4 separate regions of the Mus musculus genome follow, and all the other regions are linked to region 4. A link is a loop called in an ENCODE intact Hi-C map of the cell type or tissue named here. Cell type or tissue: left cerebral cortex. All regions are shown on one strand.

Region 1 (5,000 bases), 68 kb before region 4:
ATTCTTCTCTGAAGAGCTTATTGTCATCAGCCATTCTCCGGTTAATCTCCTCTTCCAGCTTGTCCACAGGCAGTGGTGGGTACTTCCTGTTGGTGCTTGGGGACCTGGCCAGAAGTGGTACACTTTGGGGCTCTGTGGTATACAAAAGGGAAGGTCAGTTAGGTGCCCTGGAGATGGGTGCAGCCCCTTCTGTGACCACTCATGGTCTCATTCTTTTGAAAAGATGGGGAAAAGAAGCAGAGATATGGCTGTCAGTAAAAGGTTTTTGACACCAAGTGTGGCAGCCTCAACTGGATTCCTAGAACCCACAAGATGGGAGTAGAGAACCAGCTCTTGCATGTTAGCAAGCTCTGACCGCCACAATCGTGCCACGGCACACGCGTGAGCACACAAATGAGATAAATAATGGAAAGATATACGTAAGAGGATGGGGGATGTTCACATCCGGATTTTCTTCTCTAGACGTTCCCCGTGTCTTACCCACATCCTCCGTGCGGCCATTTGACAGGCGGAAAGAGTTGGAATGACTCCCAGCTTGCTTGTATTTCTTAAACCTAATGAGAACATATTTGTAATGAAAAACTAGACACAGAGGTAAAGCCCTGCCTTTGTATTCCTGCTAAGGACTCTGTCTTTCTAAACTTCTTCCATCAATCAAACTTTTTAAAAAAGGGACACAGGTCAGGGACCTCTGAGGCCATTCCATTTTGTGGTGACTGGGTATCTTGGGATGGTCTTCCTTATACCTGGCACCCTGAAGCCCACTGTGCACAACAGCATATTCTGCCTGCATGGTTCCTCTGTATAGCTTCAGCTCCATAACACACTTGTATGCACACCGTAACAGGAGGAATGTGGGCAAGTGTACACAGTGGGGGTGGGGAGGAAAGGGGAGATGGGAGTGGGCAGACAGGGTGGGACAGTTACAGACTTCATAAAACAAACATTTTGGTGTTTTCTCAGTGCACTTGGGAGTCATGGGGAAAAGCCCAGAGCTCCAGAAAGAGCGAACACAGGTTTAATGGAGACACACAGATGTCAAATTCTAGGGGGCACACTGAAGAACAAAAGGAGCACAGAGCAGGCTGGGCCCAAAGAAGGTAGTCAAGGCAGGAGCTGCAGCAGGAGGAGAACAAATGAACCACCATCTTCCTTCTCTTAGGTTTCCCTCCTTACTTTGTTCATCATCTAGAAGCTTCTGAAAGGTCAAATACTTTAACCCCTAAGACCAGCCTAGCAGACAAAGGACAGGGGCCCTAGAGAGGTTTGGCAACAAAGCCTCAAGTAGAAACAAAGTAAGCTTTTGTGCTGCATATAATGTTACCAGGGGCCTTTTAGGGTATTGCTTCAAAAGGACAAACCTGAAGATCTTGAAACACCTGTCTCTCATAAGATATTATGGGAGTGGCCCATCTTCAAGCCACTACTCTTCTCTAAGCTTTAGGCTGAACTAGAACTGGGAAACTTGGTTTGGACAAATAAAGCAGAGGAGAGAGAGGAGGTCTTAAGCAAGACTGTATTTCTAGAAACCATTTCTAAGCAGAGTTTAATCTAAGCACTGTAAGTCACTGTCTCTCTACTCAATGTCCCTATGTCCTTAGGCTCCTGTCTTCTGGACTATGTAGGCTTACTGAGACACCGGAGTATCAGAGTAGTCTAAGCAAATGCAGTAACATTATTATACTTACCTTAACATGTACAGAACTATGATAATAAACACGATTACTAGCAGAGAGGACAGGGCCACCATCACCGCAATAATTGGTGTCTCATCTGAAACCAAGAGAAAAGCATAGGGCATGACTTTTGTGCAACGAAGGGTTCAAGCTGGGAGCTCAGGAAGACACACTGATGCTGATGCAGGGCAGGGGGCGCTACCAACTAAACATTTCTGCAGATGGTAGGATGGGAAACACACACACACACACACACACACACACACACACACACACACACACACACCCCAAGAGCACAGAATGCGAGACAGAAGTGGGAGGTGCAGAAATGCACACAGAAGAGCGAGGAGCAAGTGCATGTGCTAGAGTATGCGAGGAAAGAACCCTTGGGCCACTTTAGAGCCATGGGCAGGAAGATGCTGCCCATCTCTGATATATCATATGTCTAACTTCCTGTGTCCAGACAAAATTTGTCTTTTAAATCAGAGACTCTTTCATTACTATACCATTTGAGCTTAACAGACAAACAAAACAGCAAACAACCAAAAAACTAAAAGGACTCAAAGATTTGGAGGTACAAATCCTGGCAGGCCAGCAATTTAGGTTCAATATTATACTCCTTCCCAGTCTCAATGAGTCCTGCCTAGAGAAAATCAGAAGAGGGAAGGGAAAAGATTGCTCTTTCACAAACCCAAAGGGGCTTCCTGGCACAGGGAATAGGATTACACAAGAGACACTGCTAGATCCTTATGTACCATGCATCACAGATACTAGGTGTCCCCATCCCCTTCTCCCACCTCTTCCCTTAGCTGCCTTTTGCTAGGACCCTAAGCATGACAAGTCTGGCTTGAGTGGACAGATGGTCAAGCCTCCCGTCCTTTCCACAGTTCTAGCTCAGTACCTAGCTACAATTCTCATGTAGTAGACCAGACCAGGTCAGGTCAGAACACCACGTCTCCTCTACATTAGAAACTGCATAAACGACCTGAGTTTCTCTGTATTGTGACAGATATGCCCCTTTTATGTGAAGGCCGGCCCTGCCATGTTGTCTCTGGACAATGTTCAATGATGTCATTGAAATCAAACCTTTTATCTTTTTGACTCCACTTATCCTGTCTCAGCAAACTCTTACAACTGTTGCTTGACTTTTCTCAATTTCCCTTTCTCCAGGTTCTCCTGATCCATTTTAAAGTTTATTTACTTATTCACTTTACATTCCCATCATGCTCCCAGCCCCCAGTACCACCTTTACTTCCCATGTAAGAGAGCCAACTCCTGACAGTATTAATGATACTCTGCTATACTTGCAGACAGGAGCCTAACATAGCTGTCTCTAAGAGGATCCATTCAGCAGTGGATGCAAACAGAAGCAGAGACCCACAGCCAAACATCAGGTGGAGCTTGGGGAGTCTTTGGGAAGGTTGGGGGATAGAATTGAGTGAGGTAGACGGGTCAAAGACATCACAAGATCTCCTGATCCATTCACACTGACTTATCAGTCCTCTGAAATCACTCAGCAAGGACACCAAAAACTGGCAATTACCAAATCTAACGGAAACAGTCCCATTTTCATCGGATTTACCCCCTTACCAGAATTCATTTAAAATATGTTCACGGAGTAGCAAGTGTTGCTGGGTTATTTGGGACACTGAGAAAAGTACCCAGGTAGACAAAGGGCAGAAAGTGTGCGTGGTTCCCAGACATGTCATTTAAGCTGGGACAAGGGATTTGGAGGAAACAAAGCAGAGCAGCAGCAGGGAGGCAGCAGAGTGTCTGAGATCTGTCCCTGCCCCTCACAGCCTGCTCATCAGCAGTGCGCTAAGTAACAGGGCAAAGAGAACCATTAAGAGATCTGGACGAAGAGCTAACTCTCTAGACATAAGGAATGACAAGTCGAATGGCTCGGGGGGGGGGGGGGTTGGCAGGTTCAAGAAACATCACAAAGCCAGCACCATTCAAGCTGAAACTGGAGAGATAGGCAGGAGCCAGAAAACTTATTTATAGGCCATGGATGTGAGTGTACTTTAATTCTGAATATGATGAGAAACAGTATTCCCGGGAAACTGACACAGAAACGGCACAACAGAATCTGCCTTTGTTTAAAAGTTCTGCTAAACTGGCTAATAGCAGGAAGCCATCTCAGCAGAAAGCCAAGAGCAGTCTTCCAAGGAAAGAGAAATTAACTCAAATCCTGCTGGCAGGTTAATTAAGACGCAAACAGGAAGGAAACTGCTCTGACCAGATGACAGTCACCAGTGGGTTCTTGGAGCATGGGTAAGAAGGCCTAAGTGGAGTGAAAGGAGGCTAGGAAGAGGGAGAGAGGTGTAGCCACTCACTCAATGAGGAATTTTACATGACCTATATATGCAAATAAAAGGAACAGTCCTTGGAAAGAAAATTTGTTGCATACACATATAAACACTGAACTACAACCTGCTAAGTCTGTTCAAAGTTGTGCCTGCATATATGTTTCTAGGGGATGACCACTCAATTTTGGATAACTAATTACCTCTTTTGTTTTGTTTTTTTGTTTGATACAGGTTTTCTCTTTGTAGCAATGACTATTCTGGAACTCTGTAGATCAGGCTAGCCTGGAACTCAGAGATCAGCCTGCCTCTGCCTCCCAAGTGCTGGGATTAAAGGCATGCACCACTACTGCCTGGCAATATTTCTTCTTTAATGACTTATTTGTTTTTTACTTCATGTGCACTGGAATTTTGCCTGTATGAGGGTGTTGGATTCCCTGGAACTGGAGGTACAGATGGCGGCTGTGAACTGCCATGTGGGTGTTGGGAATTGAACCTGGGTCCTCTGGAAGAACAAACAGTGCTCTTAACCACTGAACCATCCTTCCAGTCCAGCAGCAATTCTTAATTAACCAATTACAATTGTTTCATTAAAAGAGCAACACAAATTCTTCACTATGGTGTAAGATTCAGGTACTGATTACCTTTCTCTGACTGACTCTCAAATGCCTTTTCTGGTTTGGTTAAAGCTGGCATCCAGTAGAAGCCTACCTGTTACTTAGCTGATAGATATACTCAATGGATTTTGAGGAGCACTTGCGTTGCATGTGCAGGGCCCTGAAATTGATTATCATGATAAACAAAAGCCATCAGATATCATCCAATATATACATGGATTATTTTATCTAATACTCCATAAGTCTGGAGTACTCAGCAGTGACAACAAAACTCTTTGCCTTTATGAAACTCATTACTTTAGTGAAGAACATAATGCAATGAAGAGTGGAAGGAGGACTGGGGTGGGAGGGCTGCATTTAAGATACAGAGGTCAGGAAAACAGTACTTCTCATGACTAATG
Region 2 (5,000 bases), 79 kb before region 4:
TCAAATGGTTTCTTTCATAACAGTTGCCTTGGCCATGCTGTCTCTTCGCAGCCACAGAACTGTGATTAAGACAGATGACAACATGAGCAAGCGGATGCACCTGAGCTATTATTCTGGAGCTACGTTTGGAGATAGACGGAAGTGAAGGAGAGCCCCCAGGTTTCCGACTCTGGAAATAGGAATGACTAAAAGAAGGAGATAGCAGCTTTGGGGAAGTTGATTTTGTCGGATGATTAAGGCTCCTTCCTGGGCCTGGCATGACAATGTATACATGATACTGTACATCTAAAGGTAAGGGCCATCAGCCTCACAGTCCTCACTCCTTACTGACTCAGGAGATTTCACTTTAAACCCTGCAGATCCTGCAATGTTATTTCACCAAGACAACCAATCTGAGACTCTGCGGCCGGCACACGAGGATAGGAAAGTTTCCGGCTTTTCTTTTCTTTGTGCCAACTCTTGCATACAGAACTGAGAACACCGCTAACCCTGGAATTCCCCACTCCACTGACACTGCATCGTCTTTGGTCTAAGCTGGGTTTCCATGCTGGCACAGGACAGGTGAAATTCCTAAGAGTCCTACAATTTCTTTTTTTAAAATGATGTCGAGCAGAGAAAGGTAGAATGAGACTACTGTACTAGCCACTGCTGGCCTTGACCTTGTTATGGAACTGAAAATGACCTTGACTTTATGGCCCTCCTGCCTCCACTTCCAGAACGCTGATATTAAAGGAATGTGTCACCATGCTCCATTTTATGTGGGGTCAGGGATCGAACCCAGGGCTCTGTATGCAAAGCAAGCTGTCCCAACTGGGTACAGGCCTAGCCCCACAGAACACAACCTTTAACATAGAAGGGTAAGGAATGAGAGACTGCTGCCTCACAGTACTATCAGGACCCCCAGGGAAGGGACAGGAGAAAAGACAGAGCTTGTTCTGCCTATGTCAGGACAACAGAGCAGGCCTTACACTACTTTCATTTCTGCTCTGAGAAACAGCTTGCCTAACTCCTGGTAGAAGCTGTAGAACTGAGTGACTGGATGACATCAACTTCTCTAGAAAACACGAGGTAGCATCAAAGACCATTTCATTTCTTAGTCAAACTGTAACTGAACCAAGGTTATATGCTTCAACATTTTTTTTTAACGGTACACCTACCATCCACTTTAACTTACAAGTTCATTCTGGATTCTTTTTCTCCTTCTGTTCCCCTCTGTCCTTTCACAGGTAACCTTGGAGCTCATTGCTGTCTTGTTATGCTGTGTATCTCATCTACTGCATCCTTATTACTGCTCAGTGGATCTTGTGATGGAAATGGAAGCATACCAAGTGCTAATGTGCTCTTCTTTTGGATCAACATTATGCTCATGTGCTGCATAGTTTTGTATCAACTTGACATATGTCATCTAAGAGGCGGGAAATCTCAAGTAAGAAAATGCCTCAGGAGTGGGCTGTGGGCAAGCCTGTATGGCATTTTCTTAATTAGTGATTGATGGGGGAGAGCCCAGCCCATTGTGGGTGGTGCCATCCCTGGGCAGGTGGTTCTGGGTTCTATAAGAAAGCAGGCTGAGCAAGCCATGAGGAACAAGCCATTAAGCAGTATCCCTCCATGGCCTCTGCATCAGCGCCTGCCTTCAAGTTCCTGTTCCCTCAATGATGGACGACTGTCAACGGGAAGAGTAAACTGAAATAAACTCTTTCTTCACTGTTTTATCTCAGCAATAGAAACCCTAAGACATGTTCTGAAATCATTCAAACTGTTGTTTGTAACTGTCATTTGTTCTTTTTAACAAATGAGAGGTACAGTTTTGGTCTGGTCTTTTTAAACAACATTTACTTGAGTTTTAGTTACATACAGGTATATCTGTGTAAGTGTGCGGTGCTTGTGTGTCCCCAAAGAAGCCAGAAGATGGCACCGGGTCCCAGGCAGCTGGAGTTAGAGGCGGCTGTGTGCTTCTGACTTAAGTGCTAGGAAAGGAACTCGGATTCTCTGCAAGAGCAGGCAATGCTATTAAATGCTGAGCCATTTCTCCAGCCCACACTTGATCTCTTAACCACCGAGTCACAGGCTCGGAACTGACTTTCAGTGTAACTGTGACTGTTTACACTACCACTGTGACAGAATAGGTTCCACTGGAACCTTCATCCACACTTGCTACTGTTATGCTTTAAGTACATTGAATATATAAAATATACTGACATTTCTATGTTACCAATAGGGTCATCATCTTTCCAGCTTACCGGTTCGAAGGGTTTCCTCCTCTGTGCAGTGCCTCATTTAGCATTTTCTCCACTGTTTTACTTTTCCGTTATTTCTGTATGTATTCTGGATACTAACTGACCACAGTTACCTGTGCTCCTTTATTTTCTTTTATGGTCTCTACTTATCAACAATATTTTTGTGTTGCATGCAGTCAAATTCATCAATCTTTCACTTTACCAACATTTTCAGGTATAAGAAATTAATCTGGACCCCTGAGATTTTTCAAACACTGGACCACCAAACAGACAGCATACACCACCTGATATGAGGCCCCCAACACACATACAGTAGAGGACTTCCGGGTTTTTATTCATTCAGAGATGATGCACCTAACCCTCAAGAGACTGGAGGCCCCAAGGAGTTTAGAGATCAGGTGGGGACATCTATGGGGAGTCAGGTGTGGGATGTAGAGCTGTTGGAGGGTGGATGGGGGTGGGGGTGGAAAATGGAATATGGAGTATAAAATATAAATTAATAATAAAATAAAATAAAATAAAAATTGAAAAAAAAAAAAAAAGAAATCGTTTCCTGCTGGGCGGTGGTGGCACATGGCTTTGCCCGAATCCTTGGGAGGCAGAGGCAGGTGGATCTCAGTTCTAAGCCAGCCTGGTCTACAAAGGGCTACACAGAGAAACCCTGCTGGGGGTGGGGACGGGGACAAGAAATCCTTTCTTGTGGTGATGTCACAGGTGTGTTTTCCATTATTATTTTCATGGTTTACAATCTTGACCTTTAAACTTCAGTATGTGTGTCAAATGGAACCGGTACTTCCATTTTATACAAGGCAGATGGTGCACTTCACTTACTCTCATAGGTCTGCCCAGTGTTCTAGTACTATATATTGTAAAGGCCATTCCTTCCCCAACCAAAAGGGAACAGCATTTCTATGATAAATCTGTTTCCATTTATACAGGGGTCTGTCTGCACTAGTCCGTCTGTCTGCCCTACTGACAACATCAAACTGGTGTAATAAGGACTCATCGTGTCTGCTAAGGCAGCTCCCCTCACCTTGTTCTTCTTCTTTGGGATTGTCTTGGCTAGTCTTGACTCTTTTCTCCTCCATAAAAATTTTAGAATCAGCTTGGCAAGTTCCACAAAAACACCTGTTGGGATTTTTATTGGAATTGCATTGAATCTGGGTGTCAGTCTGAGGACAGCTGGCATCTTCTCACGCGCTGAACTTCCTAACCAGAGATTTTATTTCTTCACTAGTTTAAGCTGTTTTCCTTTAATGTATGCAAACATTTTTTATAATTTTCTCTAAAGATTTTGCAAATATTTTGTTAAATCGATTCTTAAGTACTTTATAGCTTGGATACTAAAATAAGAGATATATTTTAAAAGTACTTTTTATGGCCTACATACAAAAATTAGTTTTTATGCTGCTTTTCTATCTGATCATTTATCTCCAGAGACTGCACTTTTCTGAAGGAATATTTGTAGAAGTCACTTATTTTATCTCTGACTTTACAGTCCTTTCTTGTCTTGCTTCCCTGTTCTCCAGGGATCACCAGAACTTGCTGGATCTCAGGTCCCTGCTACTGCTGAGTTTCTTTCGTGCACTCTCGCCTCACAGCCACCAGAGTTCTATGTAAAAGAACACAACAACCAGACACACTCAATAATGTAAACCAGGTCAGCTGGTGCCTTTCCTATGTCTCTTCCAGAGTGCAGTCGTGGTGAGTACCCAAAGCCCTTGTCACGATTCTTGCTAATTTCCATGGGGTCTTAGCTCATCGAGGTGACTCAAATGTCTGTCCAGTTCCATTACGTGCCACACGTGTCTTCTCTACTGGCATTCTAAAAATTAACCTGCCACTAAAAGTAGGGGACCCCAGGGGAAGGCCACATGCAGGACCTGATAATCTCACTGGTTTTGCCTCTTTCCTCTCTTCTCTGTCTTCTTCTTGGGAACAAAATCTTTTCTTTTTCTTTTTCAATTTTCTTCTTTACACCTTGAGCATTTTAGGAAACTGAGGAAGTGGATTTGTAATGTGTGAACAAATTCAGCGCTTCTTCCTAAGACAAATGCCGGTGAGTGAGAAAGTTCCAGTTTGTAACTAAGATGAAAGATACAGCCTCGAGCTTCCAATCAGCAGGGAGTTGCAGAAATGCTGTACAGCCTTTCTCCAGCCTGTCAGACAGATGCCAAGTCCTATGCCACTGTTTCTTTCCAGAACACCGTATCTGGTGATACACCTTTCACAGTGACCTGACCAGACACGTGCTGGTCAGAATTCAAAGGCAACTCCTTCCTCCCAAGTGCAGTAGTGCACCCACCCAAGCATCATCACAGCCAATTAGCTTTATTCCTCAGATTAAACTCACTACCACCTACGAAGAAGAAGGAGGAGGAAGAGGAGGACGAGGAGGAGGAGAAGGAGGAGGAGGAGGAGGAGGAAGAGGAGGAGGAAGAGGAGGAGGAGCAGTAGGAGCAGCAGCAGCAGGCAGATTTCTGAGTTCGAGGCCAGCCTGGTCTACAAAGTGAGTTCCAGGACAGCCAGGGCTACACAGAGAAACCCTGTCTCGAAAAACCAAAAAAAAAAAAAAAAAAAAAAACAACAACAACAAAAATGCTTATTAAGGAAGTCCAGTGACACAGCAGAAAGCAGTTCCCATTGGCCCTTCCTATCACCAAGGCAGGGTCTGTTCTGCCTGAGGCTGTACTCATCCTGCATGCGTGCGTCAGTGTCAGATGACAGTTTCATGTCCTGTCATTCTCCAGGAGCTTGTTTTTT
Region 3 (5,000 bases), 110 kb before region 4:
CCTGGAGTTACTGTCAATGGTATTCATGTTTATGACAATGAAAGCAAAAAGGCAGGCAGCTCATTCACTAACATGTATACATTGCAGTCATGAACATCTGGGTTTGATCCCTAGTACCACATAAAAGCCATGTGCATCTAATCCCAGTGCCGGGCAAGCATACACAGATCAATTCTCTGAGGCTGGCTGGCTAGATAGTATAATTAGTGAGTGCCAGGTTCCAGTGAAAGAACCTGTCTCAAAAGCCAGAATAAAACACAGTAAAAAATAAACTAAAAAAACCAAAACAAACTTAAATCAGACCAAGGTGAGAGTCCTGAAGAATGACACCAAGGCTGCCCTCTGGCTACCACTTACACACACAGAAGGGCAGCAACTGACTGGAAGAAGCAGGTTTAGCTTGGGAGTCTACCACCTGCTGAGTAGTTCAAAATATGATAGATCAGGACAGGGCCTGGTTACAGAAGTCACTGCTGGAGAGCCATCAGGAGAAACAGGGCACCCTTTTTGCTTCCTGGATCTTGGACACACCAGACCCTAGCCAGAAAATCCCAGGATTGAGCAAAGCAGGTACCTAACTCATAGCTCAGTTAGGTGAAACTTGCTTCTGGCTAGAAACCTAAAGACTCAAATAATTAGGGACAAACGCCTTTGATTTTACAAGCAAGTTAGCATCTGGTGTAACTACTTTCCTCTTTCATTAGCACTGTAACTATAGCCAGTAAATGGGCAAGACTGGGCTCCAATACTTTATTTATAAAAGCAGGAAACATTTGGCTCACACGACTCCAAGAGACTTACAAGACAAGCTTGGCTTCTAGAGGGGACACAGTCCAGTCCGATCCTCTGTGCGATAGGAACTTCCCAGAGTTTAATGCTGCCCTGAGTTTGTCTGTGGTGCCAGAACAGGGACATCTGGGAGTTCCCAGTCAGGTGGTGAGTGCCGAGCCTGGAGTGACTGAGGTTGCTCTGGAAACGGCTGAGCCATCCTCCTGGGATGTACCAATTCCTATCCCAGTACACAGACCCTAGGCAAGCACTGTGCTTATTTGGGCCCCCAGAAGTCTCTGTGCTCAGTTCCTGACCACCTGCCCTTCTTTGGTGACGGCCCAGTTGTAACTCTTCGGAGAGTCCAACGCTTCTTCTATCCGTGCCTCCAGGTTCTCCCGAGTGATGAAGTTTTTTGCCTCCTCCTACAGGAAGAGAAAGGTTGGCTTTGTGGGATCTCTCCCAGAGCTGGCTGCCTGCACTGTCTCTAGTCCACGGGTGTCAAAAGAACCCAGGGTCTCTTTGAGTGTCCCACCAATCGTCCAGCACAACTGTACTAGGTGACCTCGACCATCATATTGCTCTTCCTTGGACAATCACCCATCAGATCTCTCGGCCACAACCCAAGAACAAATCGTGACAACCTGATTAGAGGTGGGTGGACTCTCTCAAGTGCATGAATCCCTCTTACGTGTTAAAAAGCGCTCCATTCTCACTTACGGTTTCCCTGACTTCAAGTTTCACAAGGCAATACTAGCCTGTAACCTTTTACTGACCATTGCCTGCGAGGCATACCCTCTGCGCTGATGGAGAAGCCTCCTGAAGACTCTGGTCACTTGACGCCCAGTGCTGTCATCCCCCCCCCCCCCCCCCAGCCTCCCTTGCTGGGGTCTCCAATGTCCACATTCCCCATGACCTCCTGCATGCCCACCTGCAGCTTGAGCACTTCTTGCTCTTTCAGTTGCACCCAAGCCTGCTCCTCCTGAGCCCTCTGGGCCTGGGCCTCAGCCTTCTGCACCTCCTGGGCCTGTGCTTCCAGCTGCAACCTCGCTATCCTGCGAGGGGCAAGACGCCGAGGGTGAGCGGGGCCACAGATGAGCCTAGCCCAGCCCACCCAGTCCCGGGCCTCTCGCACCGTAGCTCCTGCATTCGCCGGTTCTCGTCCCGGTTCCAGGCCATCAGCTCCCGGTGCTCCGTGATGGCCTGCTGCGCCTTGCGCTCGGCCAGAACCCCGGCTCGGGCCTCGTGCAATTTCCTTCGCACCTCCAACGTGAACTCTAGCCTGGGGAGGACGGGCTTCGAGTCAGCACCCACCCTCGGCCCCGGCCCTTCCCGAAGGGCGTCTGCCCTCCACACGCACAAGCACACGCACCTGAGAGCGCGCACGGTCTCCCGGTACTGTCGGTAGCGCTCGGTCAACACGAAGAATTCCGCAGGGTCCACGGCGGGAGGCGTCTGCACCCGTCCGACCTTGGATTTGGCAGGCGGGTCATGGCGGGTCTTGCGGCCGCGCACGGGCAGGAGCAGCGGGGTCGGGGGCCGAGTCTCCGGCCGCGCCGCCAGGCGGTTCAGAGCGCGCAACATGACAGCCAGCGCCTGCGCCTGCGCCCGGCCCGGAAGTGGCCGCGGAGCACCACGGGAGCCTCCTGTCCTCGTCCCTGTTGGGCGGAGCTCTTGCTGTCTGGTCCAATGCACGTCCGGACTCTCGGGTAGAGTGGGAGGGGTCGAGGGGCACCTTGGAGACCCACAGCTTGCTGGGCTGCGTCGCCCGCTAAAGACAGCTACACCGCAGGACGCTCTGCCCACTTGTTCACAAGTTTGGACACCGTCCCAAGTGTGTGGCTCTGGGGCTCTCTGGCCCGCCGATGGCCTGTCTACCCTCCCAGACCTGATGCAAGAAATTTGGAGTTCCTGGCTACTTTAAACTTTAGATTTGCAAACCATTTCCTTGCACTGCACTGCCCTGCTGTGGTCTTGGGGGAGCTCTGCAGTTGCCAGAGTTCTCAGTATCAGTGACAACTTGTTCTCAACTGGGCGACCTGTGAGGTGACCCTTGTCCTCTTCCACCTGACCCGGGGTCTTCCCACCTCGAGACTACTCTTATTTATGAAGTACAATTTCCTCTCCAACTGAAGAGAAACAGCAGTGCAGCAGGGCAGAGAGCATCTGTCTCAGAAGTAGCTCGTTCCCCTCTGCCTCTCCAGCAAGGAGAGTTGTTGGAAATCAGAAGCTGACCCGAGTACTGGGGAACTGAACTTTCACCCCACTCATTAGTATTGTCTAGACCAGATTCTGCAGAGAACACCAGGCCATGGTCCTGCACTTCCAGGACACTTGGGAGTGTCTGAGGAGCCAGGACTGGGTGCAATAACAGACATTTTCTCAGAAGAGAACAGAGGCTGCTTAAACCCTGCTCTCAACTTCCAGGCTTGGTGGAGGCCCAGTCTGCACTTTCTTTCTCTCAGTCAGGCTTTGGAGATGAGATGCCAGAGTGTACTCTGGAGTCCTGGGGGCAAGCTGGTGACAGGTTTTCCTCCAGGGTTCCGGCCATAAGACCATTGCTGGGCCCTGGAGGATCCAGGATGGATGGTCTGTGGAAACCAGGGCATTACTGCTGCCCTACCCTGGAGTACCACAGGGTTGCTCCGAATGTCAGGGAACCTGACACTCCCACCCTGTTTTTGTTTTTGTTTTGTTTTTTGGCAGGGTCTCACTAGATAGCTCTGTCTAGCCTGGAACTTACAGTGTAGATCAGGCTCACAGAGATCCACCTGCCACTGCCTCCTAAATTCTGGCATTAAAGGCATATGCCACCATACCTGTCCTAACCCTTTCTTCTTCAGGGTCACCCTAGACAACCGGCAACTCATCTCAGATAACTTAAGTGTCTAGGCCAAGAGAATATTCTAGGGTATGGGCCATTTCCCTAGAGGCTCCCTAACCTTGCTGGCTCTGAAGTCCTCTCGCTAGTCAGGTGCACCCATCCTTTTAGAAGGTTTCATAAATGTAAGAGATTTAGATCTAAGGTAGATGAAAGTGTGGAGTCACTCTGAGTAGATAATGCTACAGAACTAGAAGGCAGGTTTTCTGCCCTCTTTCTTTGGCCTGATGGGGATGTGGACTGGTATGCAGTGGTGATGAAAGTAACTGTTTCCATTCACTGACCCTCCCTGCTAAAGTGGCAAGATAGAATTGTTGAGGGCAGAAGCCAGGAAAGGAGGCTTTTCTGGGCACTTCATGGGTAGAGGCACAGAGCTGGAGGGACGGAAGCCTCCTCATTTACCAAGGGGTAAACTATGAATGAGGTGATTCCAGGTGACTGTAGGACCCTATTCAGATGGTTCCTGGATTTAACGATCAGGCCATTCTATTTCCTCTGGTGTCAAATCCAGTGATATCTTTAAAACAAAAACCCTCAAACAGGGTCTTTCTTATTTGCTGGCCTTATATTTCTAACAAAGCCAAGGCTGGCCTTGAACTTGTAGCAATACCCCTGCATCTACCTCCAGGGTGCTAAGATAGTGTGTGCCACCATACCAAGGTACAGTGATATCTTGAAACAGGGAGGTACAAGTTGCTACTCAAACCCCTTCCCACAATGTTCTATGAACAAATATGAAGTTGCTGTTGGCTTTTAAGGTCACTGGACAAATGCTCCCCCATCTTAGATCTTCCTAGGAATCGGAGGTTGAAACACAAAGCAGAATGGGGCTGGAGAGATGGCTCAGCAGTGAAATCCTGGATTTGGTTTCCAGCATCCACATCAGGTAGCTCAGAATGGCCTGCAACTTCAATTCCTAGGGGTCTAACGCTCTCTTCTGGCTTCTGGGGACACTCACATGCATGTGTACATACGGCACATAAGTAAAAAAAAAACAAAAAACTTTTAAAACCAGATTTAAAAAATAAAATTTCAATGATTTATTTTTCTATGTTCATTGGTGTTTTGCCTGCATGTATGTCTGTGTGAGGGTGTCAGATCCCCTGGAACTGGAGTTACAGACAGACGTTGAGCTACCAGTGGGTGCTAAGAGTCAAACCCAGATCCTCTAGAAGAACAGTCAGAGCTTTTAACCACTGAGCCATCTCTCCAGACAAATAAATCTTTTTCAAAAATTTAAAATGGACCCGCTCATAGGGCAAAGGCATTTTCTGTCAAGCCTGGGGACATGGAGTTAAGCCCTGGAAGCCACATGCTGGAAGGGGAGAACTCCTGCCATTTGTTCTCTGGC
Region 4 (5,000 bases):
CTCATCCACCATCTTTTGGTTCTCTGGCTGCTTCAAGAGTTAGCAGGTAACAAGTGGTGCCATAGCCGGGGACATGAGGCTGGTTTTCAACAGAAATTCCCTATCCTAGCCAAGGGCTTCGGCCGACATCACACTCTGTCCAAGAGGGTTTGGAACATTTTTTTGCTTGTCCTACAAATATCATCACTATCAACAACAAAACCCTCTAATAGACAGGATCATCTCTGCCTCTGTAGTTGTTATTTTTAGGAAATATTAGGGGCTCAACCCCCCCCCCCCGTGGCAATTTTTAAGAATTACTGAAAGTAAACACAGGAGATGTGCGTTCCCAAGTGGCTGCTTTTGAATTCTGGGTAGCTTAAGTCCATATTTTCCTTCTTAAGCATACACAACAGTTGGGAATGGGCGGCAGAGAGGGGCCTGGGAGTAGGACCAGGAAGGGGTCTTAAGGGGAAGGTGGGAGGTGGGATGGTCACTGCGTGTGCCACCTATCTCCTCCCATTAAATGGACCTGAGCAAATCCCATTTTCGCTGCTCAAAGTTTTTTTCTTTCAGAATGAACTACGGCAGCGCCCTGGCCCGGGCCGGAGGAGGACGTCCGCAAAGTTCCAGCCTGTCTGTGTCCCGCACGTTTCCGGGACCCCCTCCCCCTGTCCACGGTGCCAGGATGCACAAGCCAGAGGCGCTCCTCCAGGATAGGATCCAGGGACCGCTCCCACGCGCGGCCGAGCCACCCCACCTCCCCGAGCCCTCCCGACGGCGGCAGGCGCGAACGCTTACCGAGCCCGGCGCTGGGCGGGACCGCGGGGGACGCGCACGGCAGCTCCGCCTCAGGACCGCGGCGGCGTCTCGGCCCGCCGCTCCCCTCAGGGCCGCCGCCCGGTCCGCTGCTCGAAGCCCCGCGGCGGCGGCGGCGGCCTCGCCTCCATGGCGAGGAGAAGCGGCAGAGAGAGGACTGGGCTGGAGGCTGCGATGGCGGCGTGGTCCAGGGGTCTGTGCAAGATGCCCCCGCGAGTCCCTGTCAGCGCCTCACTCGCCGCAGCCTCTCTCCCGTCGCGGCCTGGGCTGTAAGGCGCTTCGTCATTGGCCGTTGAGAGGCGGGCGCTGGTTCGCTGACGCCGGGCGGGCGTCTCCGCCTCCGTGAGCCCCACCCCTGCGCGCCCCGCTGCGCCGCGGAGTTCCCCGGGCGCACTGGGGGTCTCCGGGTAACAGGACAGGACGCTCCCTATCCTCCCCTGGCACACGTCTCCCACCTAGTCACGGTCCTAGGCCCCCGGGCATGGGCTTTTTTCCTTGTTTACAGATGAGGAAACTGACACCAGGCACAAGCCACACCAACTGGTGAACTCAGGCACTCGAAAGCCATCTCCATCCTTCTCCAAATGTGATCCTCTCTCTAACACACCCCGCGCCTCTGCCTCTGCCTCTGCCTCTCTCGCGCTCTCGCTCTCTCTCTCTCTCTCTCTCTCTCTCTCTCTCTCTGTCACACACACACACACACACACACACACACGAGAGAGAGAGAGAGAGAGAGAGAGAGTTAGTTGTAAGGCACTTAAAGGATGTAATTGCGAGAAGAATTTGCCTAGTACCTAGGACCGGTCTAGCTCTGAGTATGTCATCTTAAATAAACCAGCCCACATCATCCCCACCCGAACCCTAGGGAAATCTCTCTTGCTTTCCAGATGTGCAAGCTGGGCCTGATTCTCTAGAGCTGGATGGAAGCACAGCACACGGTGCTCCGCAGCGAGCGGGGAGATACTTCTTGATACATGCATAGTGGTCAGGAGAAGATTGAAAGCGCTGAGAGAGACCAGGGAAGCGAACAGCGTTCTTTGTGCATCTAGCTTCTAGGAACCATAAGTCGATTTTTTCGGAAGGTAGCAGTCCTCAGTTTAGAGCACTTTGGATGCTGCTAGACCTAGGGCGCCAAGTTAGAACTCTATGCAAACACCCTTCCTTTATTTGTTGAATAAGTAAGTGTGCGCAGACCAGAGCCAGGACCTGCAAATGTGCGTTGAAGCGGGCCTTCTTTAAACTTCCTCCCTCTGGGTAGTAAAAACCTCTCCTTGAGTTAAGATTTGTGACTCTTGATCTCCCTCCTCAGGGCCATCTCAGTGACAGTCTACAAGACCTCTATCCTGTCTCCTAAATGTCAGACTCCTGCCAATGAGGTCCGCTCCTCCTACAAGTTCCAGAAGCCCATTTCCTAGAAAGTACAAAGTCTATCAGGGATGCAAATACACAGCAAATTGAAAAGTGACCAAATGAAAAGTTGGGTCTTTCACTAGAACACAATACTTTACAAAACAAGACCAACACAGAACAAAACAAATCTGAAAAATACTGGTTCTTGGCTAAGAAAGCAGCCTCTTGGCTTTAGAGCAAACCCTACCAGCAAACTTTTTTTCTTTTCTTTCTTTTTCTTTCTTTCGGTTTTTTGTTTGTTTGTTTGTTTGTTTGTTTTGTTTTGGGGTTTTTTGTTTTTTTAATTTTTTTGAAATTTTTCTTATTTACAGTTAACCTATGACTCCTGGTCCTTTTCAGAGCTCCCTACCCCATTAGCACAATCAAGAGCCATCTTGGAAGAAAAATAAAATAGAAAAAAAGGAACCAAGAGAAAGATAAGTGGGAGCTCCCTGTTCTCTGCTGCATTGGTGCCTGCAGGTAAGAACTGGAATAGCAGGGCTGAAGGATAGGATTAAAGGAGCCCCATTTCCCCTCAAAAGTCCAAGTCACTTCCCCTCCCTGCCTACCTTTCTGTCTAGTAAATGAAGCAATGAGTTGTTCTCTATGTCCTGAATGCAGATCATGCACTGGACACCTCTCAGAGTAAGTCAGAGATGTCAACTCTCAGGAGCAAACATTCTGGGGTGGACATGGGTAATAGACTAACAAGAATGTTCACTAAAGTGCCAAGGTGAAAATGAAGCCAAGAAATACGAAAATTGAAATAAATGAAAACCAAGCACCTTCCCAGGCTACTTACTGCCCATCTTCTGAGGGTCATTTGCTGAAGTTCTGTAACTAAGACCAGGCAGGCTCTCTGACCTCATCTACTCTATGGCCACCATGGGTAACTTAATCTAGAAGCTCTTCCATACTTGGCCCCAAGCTTAAATCCTAACCCAAACCCTTAGATAGGACTTGATCCAATCCCAGACCACTGACACAGGCCTGCTTGTACAATTCTCAAGGAGGAAGATATTTTATACTAATTTTAGTTGTGCAAGTAAGAACTTGAAACAACAACAGCTCTGCTTTTGACTTTTATTTTGCAGGGATGAAGACCTTGGGGGCTCATACAAATTTAGCAAGTATTCTGTTTTAGTTAGCCCCCAAGAACCCAATCCTAATTTTTAGATATGAATATTTATAAGTGAAAACTTGTGAAAACTCAGTAAATGTGCCCTTTAATATCTATAAATTTCCTGAAATGAGTAAGTAGATACAAAGTCTTATTTCCAACAAAGAAGCTATTTGCAATTGACTAGTGCTGGGAAAGGGAAAATTAGTTCTTTTAATTAAAGTGTCACTGGGTATAATCAATCACACTCCACTTTTGTTTGTTTGTATGTGTGTGCTTTACTGATTTTTTTAAAGTTTCGATTTTCCGTTTTTTGCTTCTACCCCCTCCCCCCAACGAAGGGAGAGAAAGAAACATGAAGTTGAATGGGTAGAAGGTTGGGAGGATATGGAAGGAGTTGGGGGGAGGGGAAACATGATCAAAATATAGTGTATGAAAAATATTTCTAAGAAAACAGCAACAAAAAGTTCAGTGTATTTCATTATTTCATTTTACACACACACACAAGGAAAATAGCTGCAAATAACTCTATAGTTTATATGCTGGCTAATTTAATGTCAACTTGACACAAACTAGACTCTTCTGAAAGGAGAGAACCTCAATTGAGAAAATGCCATCCTAAGACCTAGCTGTAGAACATTTTCTTAACTTGTGATAGTGAAGAGCACAGCCCATTGTGGGTGGTGCCATCCCTGCACTGGTGGTCCTGAATTTTATAAGAAAGCAGGCCAAGCAAGCCATTATGAGCAAGCCAGTAAGTAGCACCATCTATAATCTCTGCATCAACTCCTGCCTCTAGGTTCTTGCCCTGACTTTCTTTAGTGATAAACAGCGATGTGGAAGAACAAGTTAAATCAATCCTCTCCTCCCCAAGTTGCTTTTAGTCATGGCGTTTTATCACAGCAATAGAAACTTTAACTAGGCCAGTTAAGACAGTTAAGTATTATGAAATGCATTTTCTAATATTTAGGGGAGAATTATCCTGATGTCTGTAATTTGTTCTTTGTGTTACTGAGACAGGGTCTTTCCCAGGCTGGATTTGAAGGCCTCTTTCTCTCATTTCTGTTTTTGTTTGTTTGTTTGTTTTGTTTTGAGACAGGATCTCACTATGAAGCCCTTGGCTAGCCTGGAACTCAGAATTCGGAGATCTGCCTACCCTGCCTCCTGAAAGCTGGGATTAGAGGTATGTGCCACTATGCTTGGCCAAACTCTTTTTAAGATTTGTGTGTGTGTGTGTAGGAGGAACAATGTGTATATGTACATGAGAACACCCTTGTAGACCAGAAGAGGGTCCTGCAGCCTAAGTTAACAGGTTTCTGAGGTTCAGGATGTGGGTGCAGGAATCTGAACCCATCATGACTGATGAACAAGTGCTCTTAACTGCTGAGCCATTTCTCCAGTCCCTAGCTTCAAGCCCTTGATCCCCTACTTCAGTCTCCAGAATGCTGCCATTACAGGTGTGGACCATCACATCCAGCATGGAACTTATTTTGAAATGCACACAAATAACTAGTGGACACAGAGACAAATGTATAACTCAGGCATAGTAATATGTTAATGGATAATCCAAGTGGTGATTATACAGGTGTCCAATATAAACATTTTTTTTAAGTTTGTTTGGGTATTTGAAAATCCCATAATAAAATCTTGGAGGTGGGGCAGAGATGCATAAACTTTACAAAAGTATATAAGA

What was found. Hi-C counts contacts between places; a loop is a spot of excess contacts. Peaks named below come from ENCODE experiments on the same cell type or tissue, not always from the same donor. Only the 100,000 strongest peaks of a DNase experiment are listed, where the experiment ranks them.
Region 1: it touches region 4 in a loop (6-fold over the local background); 9 of 42 quality-filtered maps call a loop at or near these places.
Region 2: it touches region 4 in a loop (5-fold over the local background); 9 of 42 quality-filtered maps call a loop at or near these places.
Region 3: it touches region 4 in a loop (1.8-fold over the local background); 8 of 42 quality-filtered maps call a loop at or near these places.

Annotation. Positions count from the first base shown.
Region 1 is chr2:130,514,504-130,519,503 of GRCm38, reverse strand. It overlaps Ptpra (protein tyrosine phosphatase, receptor type, A), which reads right to left. Exons shown (of 21, transcript NM_001163688.1): 4 at 1,689-1,773; 5 at 481-554; 6 at 1-132. Among named protein-coding and RNA genes, the nearest start is that of 4930473A02Rik, 47 kb to the left of the region's middle. In left cerebral cortex, no CTCF peak of the experiment used is centred here; no DNase peak of the experiment used is centred here.
Region 2 is chr2:130,525,571-130,530,570 of GRCm38, reverse strand. All of the region lies in intron 6 of Ptpra (protein tyrosine phosphatase, receptor type, A), which reads right to left. Among named protein-coding and RNA genes, the nearest start is that of 4930473A02Rik, 36 kb to the left of the region's middle. In left cerebral cortex, a CTCF peak has its summit at 1,893 (motif pointing right); a DNase peak (open chromatin) is centred at 1,949.
Region 3 is chr2:130,561,131-130,566,130 of GRCm38, reverse strand. It overlaps Mrps26 (mitochondrial ribosomal protein S26), which reads right to left and starts at 2,374. Exons shown (of 4, transcript NM_207207.1): 1 at 2,141-2,374; 2 at 1,904-2,050; 3 at 1,700-1,823; 4 at 737-1,193. The coding sequence starts at 2,352. The coding sequence ends at 1,074. It overlaps 4930473A02Rik (RIKEN cDNA 4930473A02 gene), which reads left to right and starts at 2,382. Exons shown (of 9, transcript NR_040348.1): 1 at 2,382-2,477. In left cerebral cortex, CTCF peaks have their summits at 2,309 and 2,744; a DNase peak (open chromatin) is centred at 2,436; H3K4me3 peaks cover 1,970 bases; H3K27ac peaks cover 1,814 bases.
Region 4 is chr2:130,446,339-130,451,338 of GRCm38, reverse strand. It overlaps Ptpra (protein tyrosine phosphatase, receptor type, A), which reads right to left and starts at 1,061. Exons shown (of 21, transcript NM_001163688.1): 1 at 781-1,061. It overlaps Gm52562 (predicted gene, 52562), which reads left to right. Exons shown (of 3, transcript NR_165481.1): 2 at 1-46; 3 at 556-3,554. In left cerebral cortex, CTCF peaks have their summits at 2,076 and 2,673; DNase peaks (open chromatin) are centred at 8, 775, 1,099 and 1,762; H3K4me3 peaks cover 1,946 bases; H3K27ac peaks cover 1,986 bases.